Regions from separate parts of the Homo sapiens genome. Here region 2 is linked to region 1. Evidence: read pairs that join two places in POLR2A ChIA-PET (ENCODE). Cell type or tissue: K562. All regions are shown on one strand. Links, peaks and the distances in the headings refer to the core of each region. The heading gives the core; the rest is flanking DNA.

Region 1 (2,928 bases), core at 337-2,836:
AAAGAGGTACAGAATACCCTCTCCAGAAGTAAAGGGAAAGTATGTCACCTTGAAGTCCTGGGCAGAATCCGATCCTTTTCACAGCTTTATCCATCTTGTTGAAATATAGATTATTGGCGACATCCCCAAAAAGAGAGTTGTAGAAGAGAAACGCACTGGCAGAATGACAGGCAGGTATTAGTGTGGATGACAATTGAGTCTAAAGACATTCTTAACAGCAATCTTCCATTGATAGCCTACTTTATTAGTTCATCAGAATTTTCATTCCCATTTGTGAGACAGGGGAAACTGAGGATCAGAAAGATTATCTGGTGATTTGATTTCTGAAAAGATAATGCTTATTTAGCAATTCCTCCAGGAAGCCATCAGAGTCCTCATCCATACAACAGATGCGCAGTAAGTGATGAATTTTGCTGTGAACACCTGAGTTGGAATTAGTCATTGATTGGGCTCCACTCCATGAGCAAATGAGGTGAGGGGGCCAGATACACACAGATAATATATTTTCTTATTTCTTCCATTGCTTGTCCATGTTCCCATGGATTTTTTTTTTTTTTTTTTTTTTTTACAGAGTCTCTGTCACCCAGGCTGGAGTGCAGTGGCATGACCTTGGCTCACTGCAACCTCCACCTCCCAGATTCAAGTGATTCTCCTGCCTCAGCCTCCCAAGTATCTGGGATTACAGGCACCCGCCATCACGCACGGCTGATTTTTGTATTTTAAGTAGAGATGGGGTTTCACCATGTTGGCCAGGCTGGTCTCGAACTTCTGACCTCAGGTGATCTGCCTGCCTCGGCCTCCCAAAGTGCTGGGATTACAGGCGTGAGCCACCACGCCCAGCCTTCCATGAATATTTTTAACATTTTACTTTGATATAATTTTAGACTTAGAGAAATTTACAAAAATAGTATAGAGAGTTCATATATATCCATTATCTAGCTACCTATAATGTTATAAATGTATATAACTATGGAACAATGCTCAAATCATATATATCCATTATCTAGCTACCTATAATGTTATAAATGTATATAACTATGGAACAATGCTCAAACCCAGGGGAAAAACTTTGATACAAGACTATTAACTAAGCTACAGACTTATCTGAATTACACTAGTTTTCTCCCTGTGAAGTAAAGGATTAACTCAGCAGGCTTGGGGTGTTCAAACCCTGCATCTCCCAGAGAAAGGACTGGCCCTTGACTACCTTCTGGGAGACAAACTCTAAGCCCTTGAAATATCCTGCCTGATGACAGTCTTTGTTTACTTGGGCCCTTGGGCCCTGTCAGATAGTCGGTAATAACAGCGTGATTTATGGTGGGGAGTCTTGGATCTTGCTGTATCCGTTTGACCTCTTGAGGAACTGCAGACTGAGTAACTAAGGTCAGCTATGAGGTGTTCCATGCCTCTATAACTGATCCCTAATAAAAAACCTGAGCCCCAGGCTTTGAGTGAGCCTCCTTGGTTGGCAATACTTTCTGTGTGTTGTCACACATCACTGCTGGGAGAATTAAGTGCTGTCTGTACAGTTTCTCTGGGTGAAGACAACCAGAAACTGGTGTTTGTCTCTCCTGGATTCTGCCCTCTGTGCCCTGTTCCATGCTAACTTTAATCTGTATCCTTTACTGTAATAAACCATAACTGTGAGCATGACAGCTTTTTAAAGTTCTGTGAGTCCTTCTGGTGATTCACTGAACCTGAGTGTGGTCGTGGGGACCTTTGGCATGCTACCTAATATCCTTTTCTTTCTTTCTTTTTTTTTTTTCTGAGAAAGAGTCTCACTCTGTCACCCACACTGGAGTGCAGTGGAATGACCTTGGCTCACTGCAACCTCCATTTCCCAGGTTCAAGCGATTCTCCTGCCTCAGCCTCCTGAGTAGCTGGGACTACAGGCCCGCACCACCATGGCCAGCTAATTTTTGTATTTTTAGTAGAGACAGGGTTTCACCATGTTGGCCAGGCTGGTCTCAAACTCCTGACCTCAGGTGATCCGCCCACCTCGGCCTCCCAAAGTGTTGGGATTACAGGCATGAGCCACCACGCCCGGCCCTAATATCCTTTTTCTATTCCAGGATACAATCCAGCGTCCTTTATTGTTGGTCTCCTTCATCTCCTCCAACCTGTGACAGTTCCTCAGTGTCTTTGTCTTTCGTGACCTTAACACTTTTGGTGACTACTGGTCATTTTGTAGAATGAACCTCAATTTCAGTTTGTCTGTTTGCTCATGATTCATTGAGTTCATGTAATTTGGGAAAAAATGCTTTATATCAGATAACTGGGATTTTTAAGGAGAATAAGCTCTTCAGTACCCCTGTACACACACACACACACACACACACACACACACACACACACACACACACACACACACACACACTCTCTCTCTCTCTCTCTCTCTCTCTCTCTCTCTCTCTCTCTCTTTCCCTATCAGCTGGAATTCCCCACCACACTAAGGCTCTCTTGCAACACTGGCTCTCCACCTCTACTTTCGCTATTCAGTTTTATTGTCAAACCTCGGATGAAAGAGAACCAGTGGCGGCCAGTGTTAAAGAGAAGAACTCAGCTTTCCCTGTTAACAGAGGCCCTTGTGCATCTGGTGGTCATAGCACTCCTCACATTCCTTAATTGACCCTCACCCCAGATCGCTGGAGCAGGGATGTGGCGGACATTGACTCTTTTGTCTGCTGAGGGTAATAGTCAACCTTCTTCTGGGAGATGTTCCTTCTTCCCACCATAACCACATGGCTCTAAAGAGAGCTGCCATGATCTAACAGACTCTCCCCACGTGGCCACCACTGATTGGTCAGAGCTGGGCACCTGACCCTATTGGGGCCAATTAGAGCCCTTCCCTGGGATTTCTGGGCTTGAGAGGAAGCAGCACATTCTTCCCCTGGAGGGTCCTTGCTTGTGGAAGAGCCAGGCTAGAGT
Region 2 (2,928 bases), core at 140-2,639, 93 kb before region 1:
CAGTACAGGAGCACTAGTTTATATGGCTATTTACATTTCAATTTAATTAAAATTAAATAAAGTTAAAAATTTCATTACTCATTTACACTAACCACATATCAAATGCTCAGTAGCCACATGTGGCCTAGTGGCTACTGCATTGAGCAGTGCAGATCTAGACATTTCTGTCATTATAGAACATTTTAATTGGATAGCACTGTTATTTGATTAAAAGGTGAATGTTTTTAATTTGTAATGTTTTAATAACAAGGGAAAATTTAAGGTGAATGTTTTTTTTTTATGCTCTCTGATTAAAACATTTGCCATTTACTTGTGGGATGTATCTGATTATGTGAGAATGGATACTTATTTTCATTTTGGCCTAAATCATAGGTAATTTTACTGAAAATAAAAATTTTATGTGAAATTGCAGGAAACCTGGCAACGCAAATATAGATGATTTCTTTTTAATGGGAAGATTGTGTTGATTCTTTGATAAAATACATTGAGCACGTGTTCTCTATTTATGCACTCCTTATGTTTTACTTTGCAGATATTTCTGTTGATTGTCTTCATGTGTATAACATTACTGATTGCCAGCCTCATCTGCCTTACTTTACCAGGTATGAGCTTGTGCTAGCCTTCAGCTAATAGCATCATTAAGGTTATTTATTTAGCTATTTGACAGAGTCTTGCTCTGTTCCCCAGTCTGGAGGGTAGTAGTATGATCATAGCTTACTGCAGCCTTGAACTACTGGGCTCAAGCAATCCTTCCACCTCAGCTAGGTCTATAGCTCTACTTAGGAATTCAAAAAGTATAGTACCATATTAGGAAGACAATCTGTGGAAAAAATATACTGGAAATTTGGGTCTTACTGTTCTCTCTAGCCTATTGAGAAGTAATCATATAAAGTAAGTTACTAAATTATGTAAATGGTCTTATCCAAGTGATTGTTGTGGGATGCTATAGAGTTTATTCCGAACAACTTTTTGTATGAGGCACTCCCTTAGACTGCTCTCAAATCCATTTTTCACATTCCAGCATATTCAGATAGTCTTAACTTTTTCTAAGAAAATTAATATGGTATTCTTTGATTATTGTGCTTTAAAATGTTATTTTGCCCACTCCTTATTAAAATAAGCTTAGTTTTCTGTCTTGATGAATGAGCCAATTGGAAGATAGTTACTCTAAATTATTTGTAATGTTTCTACATATTAAAAGTATTGACATCACAAATAAGAGAAGAAATTCCCCACTTTTGTCCTATTATTTGCATAACAGTTTCATTTGGTGATAAAAACAATGAAAACATTAATTCCCTCAAAAGCTTTTTTAGACCTAAAAGAATAAGTAATTGGCATGACAAATCAGAGTGTATGTCCCAGTAGAGCTCGCCTCCATTGAACTTACCTTGTTTTGGTTGTGATTTCATCAAATTGTGTACTCTTTAGACATTGTGATTTTTGTCTTTTGTTTTTTTGATGAAGACATTGATATATCGAATGTGATATCTTTTTCCTAATGTGAAAATACTAACATAACAACATGAAGATGACAATTCTCTTTACCTAGCCACATGTCTCATTTATCAGCTTTTCTATTTTCAGTATTTGCTGGCCGTTGGTTAATGTCGTTTTGGACGGGGACTGCCAAAATCCATGAGCTCTACACAGCTGCTTGTGGTCTCTATGTTTGCTGGCTAACCATAAGGGCTGTGACGGTGATGGTGGCATGGATGCCTCAGGGACGCAGAGTGATCTTCCAGAAGGTTAAAGAGTGGTCTCTCATGGTATGTGTGTGTAATACAAGACTGATCTTGTATGTTAGGAATAGTGAATATTTTTCCAGTCATCTTAAATTTTTTTTTTTGGCACATTTATTTCCTTACTATATTGTTTCAAGAGAGTTGATTTTTTGAATTAGAAGAAATACTCTTTCAAGATAGTGGCTTTCTGGTTCATTCTTGTTCAGAGTCCTACGTTCAGATATATGAGGTTTAAAAGAAAAACAGGTTGGGCACAATGGCGTATGCCTGTAATCCCAGTACTATGGGAAGCTAAGGCAGGAGGATTGCTTGATCCCAGGAGTTTGAGACCAGCCTGGGCAACAAAGCAAGACCCCATCTGTATTTTAAAAAGTATATGTATATAATATATTTTTACTGGATCATTTAGTAGCATGTTTTTCTTTATACACGTGCATGCACACACCTACACATGCTTATATTACTTACTTAAGGGCCTTACTGGACACTTTGTAACATTATTGCTCTCAGTAACACATATGACTCCCACAAATGTAGGATAAAAAAAATACTGTAAGATGATTATCTGAGTGCAGTGATTTATGTCTGTATGTGTGTAATGTTGGCTGCAACTGGTAACTATGCTTAGGTTACTGCTTACACCTTTTCATTTGTATAATCAACTCTTAATTTTTTATCGATTTATATTTTGATTTTGATTTCATTAGAAGTTTAATATCCATTTAATATTAATGTTGAAGAAAAATATAAAATCCATTTTTATAGTGAGAGATTCATTATATATTATGGAGGGGTATAATTGCTATTTAATCCATAAGATAATGAGACAACCATATTTAAAATACAGAATCCAGCTAATTCCAGTTTTCATTTGATAGTCTTCCACATTATTAGAAAGTGCCATATAGAGAAACAAGTATTTTGTCTTCCATACACATCATATTTAGTCTCTTGTTGAAACAGGTGTGTTTTCTGAGGCCACCTGAAGTAAAAGAGAGGTCATGAGGATCCAAGGCCACTTTAAATCATTTTTTTTTTGGTCAGAATTTCATCATTACTCTTTTATAATGTCTCCTCTCTGTGTCAGCTTTATTTTCATTTTGCCATTTAGTCCAGTTGCTAGAGCTGCACTATCTGGTATACTAGTCAGGTGGCTAAATGGCTACCATATTTGACAGATACA

Evidence for each region. Peaks named below come from ENCODE experiments on the same cell type or tissue, not always from the same donor. Only the 100,000 strongest peaks of a DNase experiment are listed, where the experiment ranks them.
Region 2: POLR2A ChIA-PET joins it to region 1 with 6 read pairs; 4 of 35 experiments call an interaction of 5 or more read pairs at or near these places.

Annotation. Positions count from the first base shown.
Region 1 is chr5:10,506,421-10,509,348 of GRCh38, forward strand. LINC02213 (long intergenic non-protein coding RNA 2213) reads right to left here. Exons shown (of 3, transcript NR_134289.1): 2 at 49-155. Among named protein-coding and RNA genes, the nearest start is that of LINC02212, 5.2 kb to the left of the region's middle. In K562, for the core only: no CTCF peak of the experiment used is centred there; DNase peaks (open chromatin) are centred at 1,301 and 2,821; H3K27me3 peaks cover 309 bases.
Region 2 is chr5:10,413,901-10,416,828 of GRCh38, forward strand. MARCHF6 (membrane associated ring-CH-type finger 6) reads left to right here. Exons shown (of 26, transcript NM_005885.4): 20 at 533-602; 21 at 1,588-1,769. Among named protein-coding and RNA genes, the nearest start is that of MIR10397, 13 kb to the left of the region's middle. In K562, for the core only: no CTCF peak of the experiment used is centred there; no DNase peak of the experiment used is centred there.